Linked DNA regions of Homo sapiens: region 2 is linked to region 1. A link is a contact called in ENCODE Hi-C or POLR2A ChIA-PET data. All regions are on one chromosome and are shown on one strand. The core of a region is the stretch at or near the end of the contact, and the rest is flanking DNA. Distances in the headings are between cores, read along the strand shown. Region 1 overlaps EPS15 (epidermal growth factor receptor pathway substrate 15). Region 2 overlaps OSBPL9 (oxysterol binding protein like 9).

Region 1 (6,884 bases), core at 2,001-4,500:
TGACAGAGCAAGACTTCGTCTCAAAAAAAAAAAAAAAAATCAAGAATTCGTAGTTCACAAAAGCTTAGGTTAAAGTTTGAGAACAAAGACATTTATTCTTACCATAAGTTTTAAATTAAAAGTTCCTTTGCCAGGCACAGTGGTTCACAACTGTAATCTGAACACTTTGGGAGGCTGAAGTGGGAGGACCACTTGAGCCAAGAGTTTGAGACCATGCTGGGCAACATAGTGACACCCACATCTCTATAAAATTTTTTTTTTTAATTAGCTGGGCATGATGGCACATGCCTGTAGTCCCAGCTACTCAGGAGGCTAAGGTGGGAGGACTGCTTAAGCCTGGGAGGTCAAGGCTAAAGTGACCCATGATCACGCCACTGCTCTCCAGCCTGGGCAGCAGAGCCTGACCCTATCTGAAAAATACATTACTTACATACACACACACACACACACACACACACACACACACACACACACACACACACAAAAATAAAACTTGCCTTAATTATATAATCTTTATGTGATACAATTTCATTCTTTCAACAAATATTTATTAAATGTCTACTATATTCCAAACAAGATTGTAGTTGGGCCTCTATTTATAGTTTGCTGGGGAAAATTAGTAGCCATTAATTATAAAAATTAAAGATAAATTCTGTGAAAGTATGATGGTACTATGGGAATAACTAATGTTCTTACTTAGTTCTGAGAGACTGGCTGTTTTTAATGGGTTTTATTTTTAAAAATAAGAGAATATATTTATGGGTGTAAGTAACTGAAAAGAGAGCCTAAGTAGAATCAGAAAAAATACAAACTTTGGGGTGTGGCTTATATGACAAAGCACACCCCCTTAGTGGCAGGTCCCAAAATCAGATGGTTCATTTTACAAAGGTGAAATAATTTCTTTTCTTTTTTTTTTTGGAGACAGAGTCTCACTCTGTCACCCAGGCGAGAATGCAGTGGGGCAATCTTGGCTCACTACAACCTCTGCCTCCCGGGTTCAAGCAGTTCTCCTGTCTCGGCCTTCAGAGAAGCTGGGATTACAGGTGTGCACCACCACGCCCGACTAATTTTTGTATTTTTACTAGAGACGGGGTTTCACCTTATTGGCCAGGCTGGTTTCAAACTCCTGACCCTCAGGTGATCCTCCCACCTCGGCCTCCCAAAGTGCTGGGATTACAGGCGTGAGTTACCGCGCCTGGCCAGAAATATAAATTTATTTTGCAAATCCATAATAATTTATTCTACTTATCTGGCAGGACAAAATGAGATTAAAAGAAACTAACAGAAAAGAAATATAAAACGAAACCTTAACTTTCTGAATTACAAAATAGGGATAATAAAGTTGATGGGCAGGATTAATTTATGTTACATCTAGAAAGACTCCAGAGCAATGCCTGGCATGTAGTTAAGTGCTAAATAAATTTCAGCTATTATTATTATTACCATTACATTGTTTACTAGTATAAAAATACATTTACTGGCTTTTTGAAAGCTGTAATAAAGCACCTGGAGTGATGGCAATCAGGCCTCCAGTATGTCGGCAGAGACTGTGACTCTTAAATCCTCCAGGAGTTGAAATTTCTTGGTAGATGCTTTTGCTTTCCAAAGACAGACTATAATACATCTCAATAATTATTGCTGTATTAAAAGAGGTAAGTGTCCCTTAGTAAGCTACCAGAGCCACAAAACAGTACAAGCAAATGAAATGTATAATAATTCTAACTCAGAACAGGTACAAAGAAGCCACATAGATTATGTATGTATGTATGTATGTATGTATGTATGTATGTATGTATGTATGTATATATTTAATAGAGACTTGCTTTGTTGCCCAGGGTGATCTCAACTCCTGGCCTCAGCAATTCTCTTGCCTTGGCCTCCCAAAGTCCTGGGATTACAGATGTGAGCCACCATGCCCAGCCTAAGTAATTTTTAAATGATCTAACAGGCACACATTAAAAAATAAAAAGAAATGAGTGAAATTTATTTTAATGTAATATTTCAAAATGTAATAAAGATGAAAAATACTAAGATATTTTACATTTTTTTTCATTCTAAATCTTTGAAATCCAGTATATTTTATACTAACAACACATCTTAAATTGGACTAGCCATATTTCAAGTGCTCAATCACCACACAGCTAGTGGCTACTATACTGGACAGCACAGGTTCAGACTTTAGCAAGGAGGTTTTCAAGTAAGGAGAGTCTCCCAAAACAGAGGTTTTAATGATGATCTATACACTTTATGTGAAAATGAATTAGGCTGCCTCCTTACTATCAAAGAAATGCACACCGCAACCTAGAGCTTCAATTATTTAACCAGTAATACCATTCTTAAGGCAGAGTCACAAAAGAGACCTTTTAGTGTCAGTGTCACAGATCTTTAGAGGGTCACAAACACATCAAGTTGGATCATAAGCAAAAGAGCTCCAGATTTGATAATATAAGCAATGAACTCTCCAGACATAATGGTTTCTAATGATATTTGAACTGAACTAAAACAAAAACATAGAATTTTTAAAAATTTGAACCATATGCTAGGATTTAGAAATTTTAAAAAATCGGTTCTTGAATATGACTGAAGTAGAGGTCTATATATTTAGGAACACAGAATCTGGCTACCTGGCTACATAGTTCCATTCACTCTTCAACTAGAGAAAGAAAGTTCATTCAGCTACTCCAACCAATATTTAGTGAACAGCTATTGAGTAAATCCTGTACTCTAAGTGCTGAACTCGGTGTTGGGGATGATGATGATAAATACTAACATGTATTGAGAACTTACTATGTTCCAAGCATTGCGTTAAGCATTGTACATGGTTATTCATATTTCCATTTTACAGATAAATAAACTGAGGTACAGATAGTTAAGTATATCCAGGTCATGTCAGGCAATCTGGAAATCTGGTTAAAAAGCCCATGCTCTGAAATACTACACTATATTGCCTCATTAGAAGTAAGAGTTGGCCTGTGCCATCACACAGAGTCGAGAATCTACTGGGAGAGAAGGAAATTGAGTGCTCTCTGAGCTGAGGTAGATAATCAGGGAAAACTTCGTGGAAATGAAGACTAGTTCATTTCTTCATCTGAAAAACTGAAATAAAGTTATTACCCTTCAGGGATGTTACAAGAGCTCAGCAAGTGAACTTACATAAAGAAGGCACAGTACAATGCCTGATAACTATTATTCTAATTATCTATCCTGTTTACTGGCCCAAGACCAGGATAACAAACAGGCCTGACAGGATGTGGCTTTAACTTCCTGATGTTCTTGCTAAAAGGACAGAGACAGGAAGGAAATGGAAGCTAGTAGATGACAAAATATTAACTCCTGCCTCAGCATAATTTACCACTACCACATTATCCAAGTGACTGAAGCACTCTCTTAGTAGTTTCATCTTTTCCACTGCCAAGAACTTCTCTAACTGAGGCATTTTACTGTCACAGCAACAGCTCTCAAGAATGGGTCCACAGATAGTTTTTAAGTGTCTGGGAACTCCTGAAATAAATACAAAATAGTATCACAGATATACATGTTCTTTTTTTCTGTGGGCAGGGTATAACAGTCTTCATCAGATTTTCAAAGGAAATCCTTGACACAAAAACAGGTCTGCAATTACCATGATTCAGCAATTCCACTTTTGCAAATATACTCCAAAGAACTGACAGCAGGGTCTTGAAATGGTATTTGTATGTTCATGTTCATAGCAGCGTTATTCATAATAGCTAAAATGTGGAAACAACCCAAATGTCCATCAATAGATGAACAGGTAAACAAATGTGGTATGTAAGTACAATGGAATTATTATTCAGCCTGAAAAAGGAAGGAAATTCTGACATATGCCACAACACAGAAGAACCCTGAGGATATTATGCTGAGTGAAATAAGATAGTCATAAAAAGACAAATATCTCACGATTCTGCTTATATGAGATAGTTACAGTAGTCAAAATCATAGAGATAGAAAGTATAATAGAATGGTGGCTGCTATGAGGAAGGGCGGGGAAAATGGGAGGGAGTAGAGTATGGGGAGTTATTGTTTAATGGGTATGGGGTTTCAGTTTTGTAAGATGAAAAGTCTTGGAAATGAATGGTGATGATGGTTGCACAACACTGTGAATATATTTCTTTTTCTTTTTTTGAGACGGAGTCTCGCACTTGTCTCCCAGGCTGGAGTGCAGTGGCGTAATCTCGGCTCACCGTAACCTCCACCTCCCGGGTTCAAGCGATTCTGCTGCCTCAGCCTCCTGAGTAACTGGGATTCCAGGCACCTGCCACCATGCCCAGCTAATTTTTGTATTTTTAGTAGAGACGGAGTTTCATCATGTTGGGCAGGCTGGTCTCGAACTCCTGACCTGAGGTGATTCACCCATCTCAGCCTCCCAAAGTGCTGGGATTACAGGCATGAGCCACTGTGCCTGGCCATGTGAATATATTTCATACCACTGAATTGTATGTTTAAAAATGGTTAAGATGATAAATTACTATGTTATGTGTATTTTATCACAATTTTTAAACATGTGAAAAAAAAGAAAAACTAAGTCTGCAGAATATTTAAAAAAAAAAATCAGCCCACTAACCTTAATGTTCCTGTGAGGATTCAAAAACCTTTTATATATAAAATCCTTTTCTTTTTCTTTTTTCTTTTTTCTTTTTTTGAGACTGAGTCTCACTCTGTTGCCTAAGCTGGAGTGATCTCGGCTGTGAGTGATCTCGGCTCACTGCAACTTCTGCCACCCAGGTTCAAGCGATTCTCGTGTCTCAGCCTCCTGAGTAGCTGGGATTATAGGCATGCGCCACCACGCCTGGCTAATTTTTGTATTTTTAGTACAGATGAGGTTTCGCCATGTTGGCCAAGCTGGTCTCAAACTCCTGACCTCAGGTGATCCACACGCTGCAGCCTCCCAAAGTGCTGGGATTACAGGTGTGAGCCACTGTGTCCGGCCTAAAATCCTTTCCTATAGTCTTCAAAATAAGCTATTATTCAGAAGGTCTTTGCCTTAGTTCAACATTTAACACATGGCTTCTATTCTGCCATAAACTTTGCAGGAAGTAAGTCTTGGAAATATTCTAATATTTATAACATACTTTGCGTCATTCATTCAACCAACTAGCCTATTCCTCGGTGTTAAGTAATGTGTGTGTTAATTTCTAGGCCTATCAAAATGAACAAGACATAGCTCTTGCCCTTAGGAATTAAAAATTTACCAAAAAAGCAATATAAATTACTATAGTTAAACAGTAGAAATACTACAATAAACGAATAAAGCCTCTGGAAGAAGAGGAAAGAAAAGTAATCTGAAGATTTCATGGAAGGCTTGACAGAAGAGACAATATTTAAGACGGGTCTTGAACATGAACAAAACTTTATAAGGTAAAAGGTATGCTCCAGGCAAAGGCGAACAGTAGGATCAGAGGCATAGAAGAATAAAAGTGGTGGTATGTTGAAGTAAGAGGTAATAAACCCATCTATCATACGACTGGAGAAAGGGAACAAAGCTGAAATAGTAGATTCGAGTACTGTACTGAACACTCAGAGTACAAAGAGCAAACACACTGTATCTGTTCTCAAATAGCTTTTTAGTACCACAGGGCAGCATACTGTGAGAGGTGGCTAAGACAGAACGGTCAGAATGCCAAGAGAACACCATGAAGGAAGAGCCTTTACACCATGTTCAAAGAAGTGAACTGGATTCAGTTGGAGATGGGAAGTCACTGAGGGATCTGAGTTGTATTTTATATATCAGTTGGAAGTAGGATGGTCCAAAGGAGGAAAAGGCTCAAAGCAGAGAGCCAATGAGGAGGTTACAGCCATGATCCAGATAAAAGACAAAGGCTAAAACTAAGAAGGAAACATAGAAAACAGAGAAGACAGATTTCAACAATATTGAAAAAATTATTTTCTCATCTATTATGAGCTAAACACTAGGGATACAAGCAGCCCGTGTTTAAGAAGCACATAATCTAGTGGGAGATTAAAAAACACAGAATTATAACAAAGAATGATAAGTGTTATAACAGTTGTAAATATAAAGACTACATAAAATAGGCTCTTAAATAAGACTTGAAGAGAGTATGGAGGTTGGGAGGTAAATCAAGGAAGGCTTCCTCTCCCAGAGGAAATGATGTCTAAGATGAGATTTGAAGAGTGAGAAGTTGATTAGACAAAAGAGATGGGAAGGTAAGGAATCAATTCAACAGACATTTCAAAGGTAGAAGACTAAAGATGAGAAGAAGAAAAATCTCAGGTTTCTAGCTTGAGTGATTGGGTGAATGGTGATGTCACTGAGAAGGGAGATACAAAACAGAGGTGAGGGGACAATTAGGGAATTCATATCCTACTAGATGTTCAGATGAAAACACTAGTAGGCAATGAAAAATACAGGTCTTGAGCTCAAGTAAGAGATTCAGATATTCGATGAGTGTTATATTACAACTACCTGTATTGCTTTTCCTTAAGTTAAAAATATCATACTAATTTAATCTAATTGGCATAATTAAATCATTTAATTAATAGCAAATGTTGAAGAAATCACAGAAAAAAATTTTAAAATATACCTAAAGGTATCTCGCACTTCAAGCTCCCAATGTCTTATATTTTCTACTAGAAACAATTTGGTGAACTAAAGATGAAAACAAAGACAACGAAATCTCATTTTCTGACCAATAACAAAGAACATTCTTCACCCAACTAACTCAAGTTTATATATAGCTTTCAATATTTCCATTGGTTTGCAATGCTCAAAACAAAATATGATTCTAAGAAATATATTCCTTTTTTCATTATGCATTTATCTATTTCCTGAATTTTACAATGAATATGTATTATAACTATCATTAAGAAAAAAGTATTATAAAGTACTACATTCATTATACAGTAAT
Region 2 (6,884 bases), core at 2,015-4,514, 300 kb after region 1:
GGGTGTGGTGGTGGGCATCTGTAAGCCCAGCCACTTGGGGGGCTGAGGCAGGAGAATTGCTTGAACCTGGGAGGAGGAGGTTGCAGTGAGCCGAGGTCACACCATTGCACCCCAGCCTGGGTGACAGAGCGAGACTCTGTCTCAAAAACAAACAAAAAAAAAAGTGGGCAGACTTCCAGGACTCCCCACCTTCCCCTACCCAATCTATAGGACCTCTAACATGATTAAAATAATACTAATAGTAGTACGAGTACTAATTGGTTCTGGAGTATTGTTAGTATCATAGGAAAAAGCATGTAGGCTAGCTAGAATGTCAGGGAAACTGCTTTAAAGGTGAAATTTGAGCTCATTCCAGATGATTAGGTAATGCTTAATTATATTTGCTATTAATATTATCTCTATTGTCCTTAAAGACATCCTTTGAAGATGATGATAGTACCTGGCCATAATAGACATTAAATAAATATATGTGTCATGAATGAATGGTTTGGTTGCTCTGTATGTGTGTGTATACATGTGCGCACGCAGGAGAGAGAGAAGAGAACTGTAGTTCCTGCCATATTGGAGTTCATTTATTTCTGGAGACACCTTTAGGAACTTGGCTTCTTTGCTGTATTGACTGAACAACTCGTTTTTCCCAAAATGTGCCACTTCAATTAAGTTATTCTGCTTACTCCGTTGTTTCTTTGCATTCTCTGCATTCCAGAGCATGTTTTAAAATCTGGTTGTGTTAGTCTTTCTCACTCAGTTTCAAGGTTACACTAAATGACAGAGTTTGCTTGTGTTTTGACATATTTTGTCATACCGTGGAGGACTTGGCTGCAGTTGGAACCTGTAAATTCTTACTGTGTTTATTTAAATGAAATTAATTTTTATTAAGGTGAATACACGGGCCCCAGGTTTTCCAATATGGTTAGGAATTTATCCTCCTGGTGAACCTAGTTGTTTACCTGGAAGTATTGGCATCACACAATCCTAGAGCTGGAGAGAATTTTCAAATTCTAATTCCATTTCTACCTTTTTAAAAATTTTTATTATTGTGGAGAAATCAGTCTCAAAGCAGCTAAACGACTTGCCCATGGCCACATAGCTAGAGAGTAAATGACTAGGGCCAGAGCCTAGATGACTCTTGCTCTTTTATTTTCTCCAGAGAGACTCAGGGTGCTGCCCTGGTAGTCTCCACCCCTTGGTCGCCTTTCCCCCCCAAACCCTAGTACTTATTCCCATTTTTAGCCACTAATTTTGGTTTCCTTGAGATTCAGCATCCAGATCCAAAAAATATACATTCTTCTGTAACAGAATATTGTTCCTCAGTTGGCCTCCTTGTGCTTCTCAGCTCCTCAGTTTGGGAATATGCCTTTTCTGGTTATTCTCCATTTTCTTGCAGATTTGTTCTCTGGCCTTCTCTCTTCCGTGCTCTAGGAGGCTGACTTTTACAGCTTTCAGCATCTGGGATCCTTTATCCCTTGGCTTCTGGTTGGGGTTTAGCAAATGGGAAGCAGTGACAGAAAATGGAAGGGAAAAAAGGCCTTTGGAGTATTTGTTCCTTCTGCTCCTTCCATGCTTTGAGGCAATTCTGGCAGTGACTGTTTTACAGCCGTCCATGTCCACTGGCCGGTGGGAACCTTGTTTGTTTCCTTGCCCCTTCAGGCTACTTGCAGCTCTTAATTCCTGAGTACCTCAGCATCTCTTGTTAGTTTTCTTAGCCCTACTCTCACTTCTGTGGGTACTGTAGTCACTTGATTAAAGAAAAGTTCAAACATTGTATCTGATTATGCTGTTTCCTGCCAGGGCCCACTAGCCCGGTGGAGTACTGCTTTACCCCTCCCATTTCTGTCCAAATCCTACACTCTAAATTGCATCCTCTGTGAAAGCTTTCTCGTCCTTATAACTTTCTCCTTTGAATTTCTTCGTGCTTTTCTGATAACATTTTACCATGCTTGAATCAATTATTTGTAGACAGATATATATTCCCTCTAATAGAATGAAACTCTTTTAGATCTGTGTCTGCTTCATCTTGGCATCCCCAAAGGATCCGGCACAGGGCCATAGTCATAAGAGATGCTCAGTGAATAAGTAATTATTGTAACACTGAATTCTAAGGTCCAGCATAGTATGTGTAAAAATGTGCTCAGGATAAGATTTAGTGTGAGATAACGAGTTTTTAGAGAGACAAGAAGATTGTCATTGCCTCATCTTGTTTCTTGTTTTACTACCATTTATTTCAATGTGTTTTTCTCCTAGTTAGTTTCTCTTTCTTCTTAAAAACGTTTAGCCTTGGAAAAATTCAGCAGCCATACATTACAGCAACCAACTAATATAATAAATCCCTTAAAATAACTCTATGAGTTATTTATGATTTTTCCACGAATATTCTGATTTATAATCTGCAAGAACTAGTTCCTTGATTACTTTTTGTGTTTAAATGTTAACAGGTGGGCACATTGCAGAATTCCTTAATTCATTTACAAAATTTTTATTGAGGACTTGCTACAAACCAAACACTAGCCCGGTGGAGATAGTAGAGAATAAAACGAAGTCCTGTTTTCATTGGCTTGTATTTTATATCATCTTGATAGATTCTGACAATTAAACTAAATCAGTAATTTTGTATGCACTTTTTAACAACTTTAGCGAAAACCGAATCTGTTTTCTTCTGGTACTCATTGGCAGCTAAAATTAGATATACGAAGACAGCTTTGGCATATATAATTTCTAAGAGATAAATGTCAGAACAATTGTTGAGTCTATTCAAGTCAGGGTCGTTGTTTTATTTTGTTTGCCTGTGACTGATCATCTATCTGTTAGTCCTGACTAGCTATCACCTTGAGTGTTAATTTGTCAATTTGTTATATTCTGCTGTAGAGATTCAGTCTTGTTAGATTAATATATCAGGTTTTGTTTTTGAAAACATTTCATAATCAAATTTTCAAGAAGTATTAGGCTATAAGAATTTTGCAGTTATTTCAGAACCTGAACTAACTACTAAAGTACTCAGTTTAAGGATTCACGTATTTAATGTTAATTTTTCCTAGTTATTTGTAGAACACATTTCCAGGAAATTTACTCATTTTTGATGGATCCTTAAAAGTAGACTCCAGATAGGCTTTCCAAAATGCTCTTAATCTGAGGTTGGGGAATGGAAGAATATTTTTCTTTCATCCTGTACTAGTAAACCTCTCAGAGTTTATTTAGATCCTGGAATGATTTACTCCATGACTTCTAAGAAAGATACTGCAAGTAGCCTAACCAACTAAAGTATCTCAGAAGAAAAGTGTTGGCTGATTGCCAGCACTACATAGTCCAACAGTGCTTTTGTTAGGTGGTGTGCTGTAGTAGGTGTTTTCTTCTTTAAGAGATTGCTTTCTTGGATGTTGAGTCATGATCATGTTGTTGGCAGGAAGGAGGTGGAAAAAAAAAACTTTGCCATTTTGCTTGGTTATATTGGCCACTTTTCATTATTTTATTTATTCCAGTATAGTGATTACGAAGTTTTAAGTGCTTTTTGCTAGTGCGTGCTTTACCTTTAAATGATATTATAAATTTGCTATCCTACTTTTTTGCTTGGAAAGGTGTATCTGAGCAGCTTTAGCATTTGCCAGATTTACTCCTGGAAAACATTTTATAATTTTATAGACAATTTCAAAAGAATAATGCTTATGACCTTGCATGCTAAAATGGTTATAAAATTTTCTAAAAATGTTCATAACCTGTAGCTTCTGAACATTTTTACCTAAAGCTTTTGAATGTAAATTATAAAATAAATGCATATTTATTTTAAAAAATTAAACAACATGAATGTGTAAAATAAAAACTCAGAGTCACTGTCTCACATGCCCTCATTCCTCAGTCCCATTCCCTAGGGGTAACTGCAGGTGTTTTGTTTCTTTTGTTTCATGTGTTATATTTCAGGGGTGTGTGTGTGTGTGTGTGTGTGTGTGTGTGTGTGTGTACATTTTTTAAAATGAAACTTCTAGTGCGTAAGTAAAATTACATAAAACTGCAACTTGAGTATTATTCATGTGTGTACTTATCTAGCATAAGGTAAGCACTCAGTTAATATTAACTGCATTGAATTCCAGTGTCTTTTATTTCTGTAGCTTGCTTTCTGCATTCAGAACCTGTAAACTCATTTCATTTTAGGTTTTGTAGTTTTTTAAAAAGGCAATTTGCTGGATTCTGAATCATCTGAGGCAATTTTATATGCCTTTCATAACATTTGTGTCTTAAAAATCCTAGCTATATCCTATATAGAGAGGGTGACCATGTAATTTATTGCCTAAACTGGGATACTTGAGAGTGAAGGAGGCTGCTAATAATAACTTTGCTGAGACAACCAGGCATAAACTGACCATCCAGGCAAACTAAAATATACAGTCATCCTATTTACAGACTTAAGTTTTTTGTTTGTTTTGGTTAGTTTAGTAACTTCTTATATGGGTTTGTTGAATAAATTGGGAGTGTCTGGGAAAGACAAGCTGTCAGTGATTTAAATAGAGAAAAATGGTACGAATTCCAGACCTTTATTGTTTAGTTGTATAAGTAACCAAATCACTTTATGGAGTTAGTATTTGTGTTTTGTTCTATAAGTCAAAGGGTGTATTAGTATCAGATGAGGGTATCATGAAGAGTAAGGAATTGTGCTAAGGGTTATGATTGAAGTTCTTGCATTTTAGCTGTACCCGATTCCTGTACCAGATTTTAGCTGTACCAGATTTATTTTTTAGCAGAAACTGAACATTACACATAAACCTTTCTTTGTAAATTTAAAGATAAACGCAATTCTGGTTTTTCAAAGCACTAACATATGTTCAAAAATTAGATTCTTTTATGAAAAAAACTTTCTTTATATTGTTTGATTCTTTGTTACCAAGGTAATAATTAAGTACAGTTTACCTTTTGTGGTTCAGTCATAATACCCAGTGCTTTCCTGAACATCTCATATTGGAATATTTTTCCTGCTCTGTTTTCCATACTGTGTTTTACCACTTGTTTTGTCTGTTATTCATTTCTTTTTTATTACCATTCTCTATTATCTTCTTGGGAGTTCATCAACTTATAGCTTGTTTTTAAAACAGATGTTAAATACAATTTAACTTATGCTTATAGCCTTTACTTGATTGTAGATCTATATGAAAATTGCCTGTGGTTATAGTATTATCTAGTTCTTGATTCGTTTTGTTTTTATCCATCCGTACTCATTGAGTGCCTTCTATGCGTAAGGGCCTGGAGATATAGTGGTGAATCCTGGTTATCTAAGGCTCCAAATTATGAAGGGGAAGTAGAACACCTACCACTGTGTTACTTTACATGTATTACTCATTTAATCTCTCCAGTAACCTTGAGTAGTTTATTATTATACTCATGGATGAGAAAATGTAAGTGAAAAAAGTAATTTGGCTAGATCACACAGGTAATTCATTAGAAAGTTGCAGATTCAGGATTTAAAACTAGATGAGTCCTTAAAGCTGTGCTCGTTTCCACTATGTCAAGGGCCTTCAGGCAGTTTTTAGATTACATTTTAGTGCCCTTCTGTCATTAATTCCTTTTAAACATCATTGTGATTTAATAGAAAAGTATAATGGATTTGGTCAAAGGACTAGGTTGATATCCCAATTGAAAAAAAATTCAGCTGGATGATTTGGGTAAGCACTTATAAAACAGGTTTAATATCTGTCTACCTTACTGTATTATAATGCTCAAATGAGAAAGCTTGTAAAGTGTCTAGTAGAGTACCTAATACTCTGAAAAAAATTTAATATACATTGTGCATCCATGATGTTAGAGCTGCTTACTTAGCATTACAGAAAAAGACCTTACTTTTCAGGGCATTCTTGAGGTACCTAGCAGTTGGTAAGGTAACTACAGCTACCATGTTGACAATAAAGAACCTAATTTGAAGCCTTAGATTATCAAGACATTGGTAAATGGAAAATAACTTCTCTAAGGTATAGTGAAAGGAAAGGTTTAATACTAGGCTCAATTTTATGGATATTTTTTAATTGATGATCTTCACTCCAAATGAATTGATAGTTGACTATTCCTTAGGATTAAAAGAGATGAAAATCTTAACCCCAGAACTTCCCTGTTCTTCTAAGTCCTGTTCTTCCCTTAGCAGAAATGGATAAACCACGGGGACAGTAGGGATTGTAAATGTTTCCAAATTTTCAGTAATCCAAGGAAATCACAGATTAGTGTGCCTCACATAAAATCATGGTATAAGTAATATTTCTGGTCTCTTTAATATACTTTTTTTCATCGTCAAACCACTTTTGGTAGGGAGACAAGATGTCATTTCTCTAAAAACTTAATTTGCTAACTTAAATTTCTAAGAAAGGCCATTATGTTTGGCATAATCTTTTTTTTTTTAACTTGCCACTTGCTGCTCATGTACCTACTTTTCCTCTGTGTAGTTACAGATTTTTCTCTTACTATTCCTTTACTTGATTATTGATGTTAGACTCACAGCATGGTAACTTTCTATTCTCTCTTTTCCTTACTTTTATGGAAGATCAGTACCACACTTGCTTTTTTCCAGTCTTCTGGTATCTCTCCAGTTCTTGAATTTTCAAAAATAATTGTAAGTGATTGAATTGTAAGTATGCTCTATACTTCTTTCATTGGATGAAAGCTTATCTGTGATGCATGTCATCTCAAATTGCTAATTGTGAACATAAACTTTCCAATATTCTCATATTTTAATCAAAATTACATTCCTGCTAAGTTTTCATTAGTTTTATTATAGGGTATGTGTTTTACTAATTAAAAAAAAATGTCTGCTTTTGTCCAGATTCATGCCATTTATTTTTCATTAGGAGGCTTGTTGTGTGTTTTTTCTTTGTTAAGTTTTTAAGCTATTGTTTAATTTACAGTTCTACTACTGA

The links. A loop is a pair of places that touch in the nucleus more often than their neighbours do. ChIA-PET counts read pairs that join two places held with the same protein, here RNA polymerase II (POLR2A). Pooled maps may share reads with other maps.
Region 2: a loop to region 1 is called in a pooled map, with 1.8 times the contacts of the local background. The contact joins two enhancer-like sites. A Hi-C loop is called at or near these places in 4 of 37 single-sample maps with no recorded cell type and 5 of 50 pooled maps. POLR2A ChIA-PET finds 5 or more read pairs at or near these places in 3 of 52 experiments (GM12878, T-cell and naive thymus-derived CD8-positive, alpha-beta T cell).

What each region holds. Positions count from the first base shown.
Region 1 is chr1:51,430,546-51,437,429 of GRCh38, forward strand. All of the region lies in intron 12 of EPS15 (epidermal growth factor receptor pathway substrate 15), which reads right to left. Among named protein-coding and RNA genes, the nearest start is that of EPS15-AS1, 84 kb to the right of the region's middle. Within about 2 kb of position 3,251, at least 3 of the 41 ENCODE cell types and tissues checked have a DNase peak (open chromatin) inside an H3K27ac peak, as active enhancers do.
Region 2 is chr1:51,733,632-51,740,515 of GRCh38, forward strand. All of the region lies in intron 4 of OSBPL9 (oxysterol binding protein like 9), which reads left to right. Among named protein-coding and RNA genes, the nearest start is that of MIR761, 99 kb to the right of the region's middle. Within about 2 kb of position 3,265, at least 5 of the 41 ENCODE cell types and tissues checked have a DNase peak (open chromatin) inside an H3K27ac peak, as active enhancers do.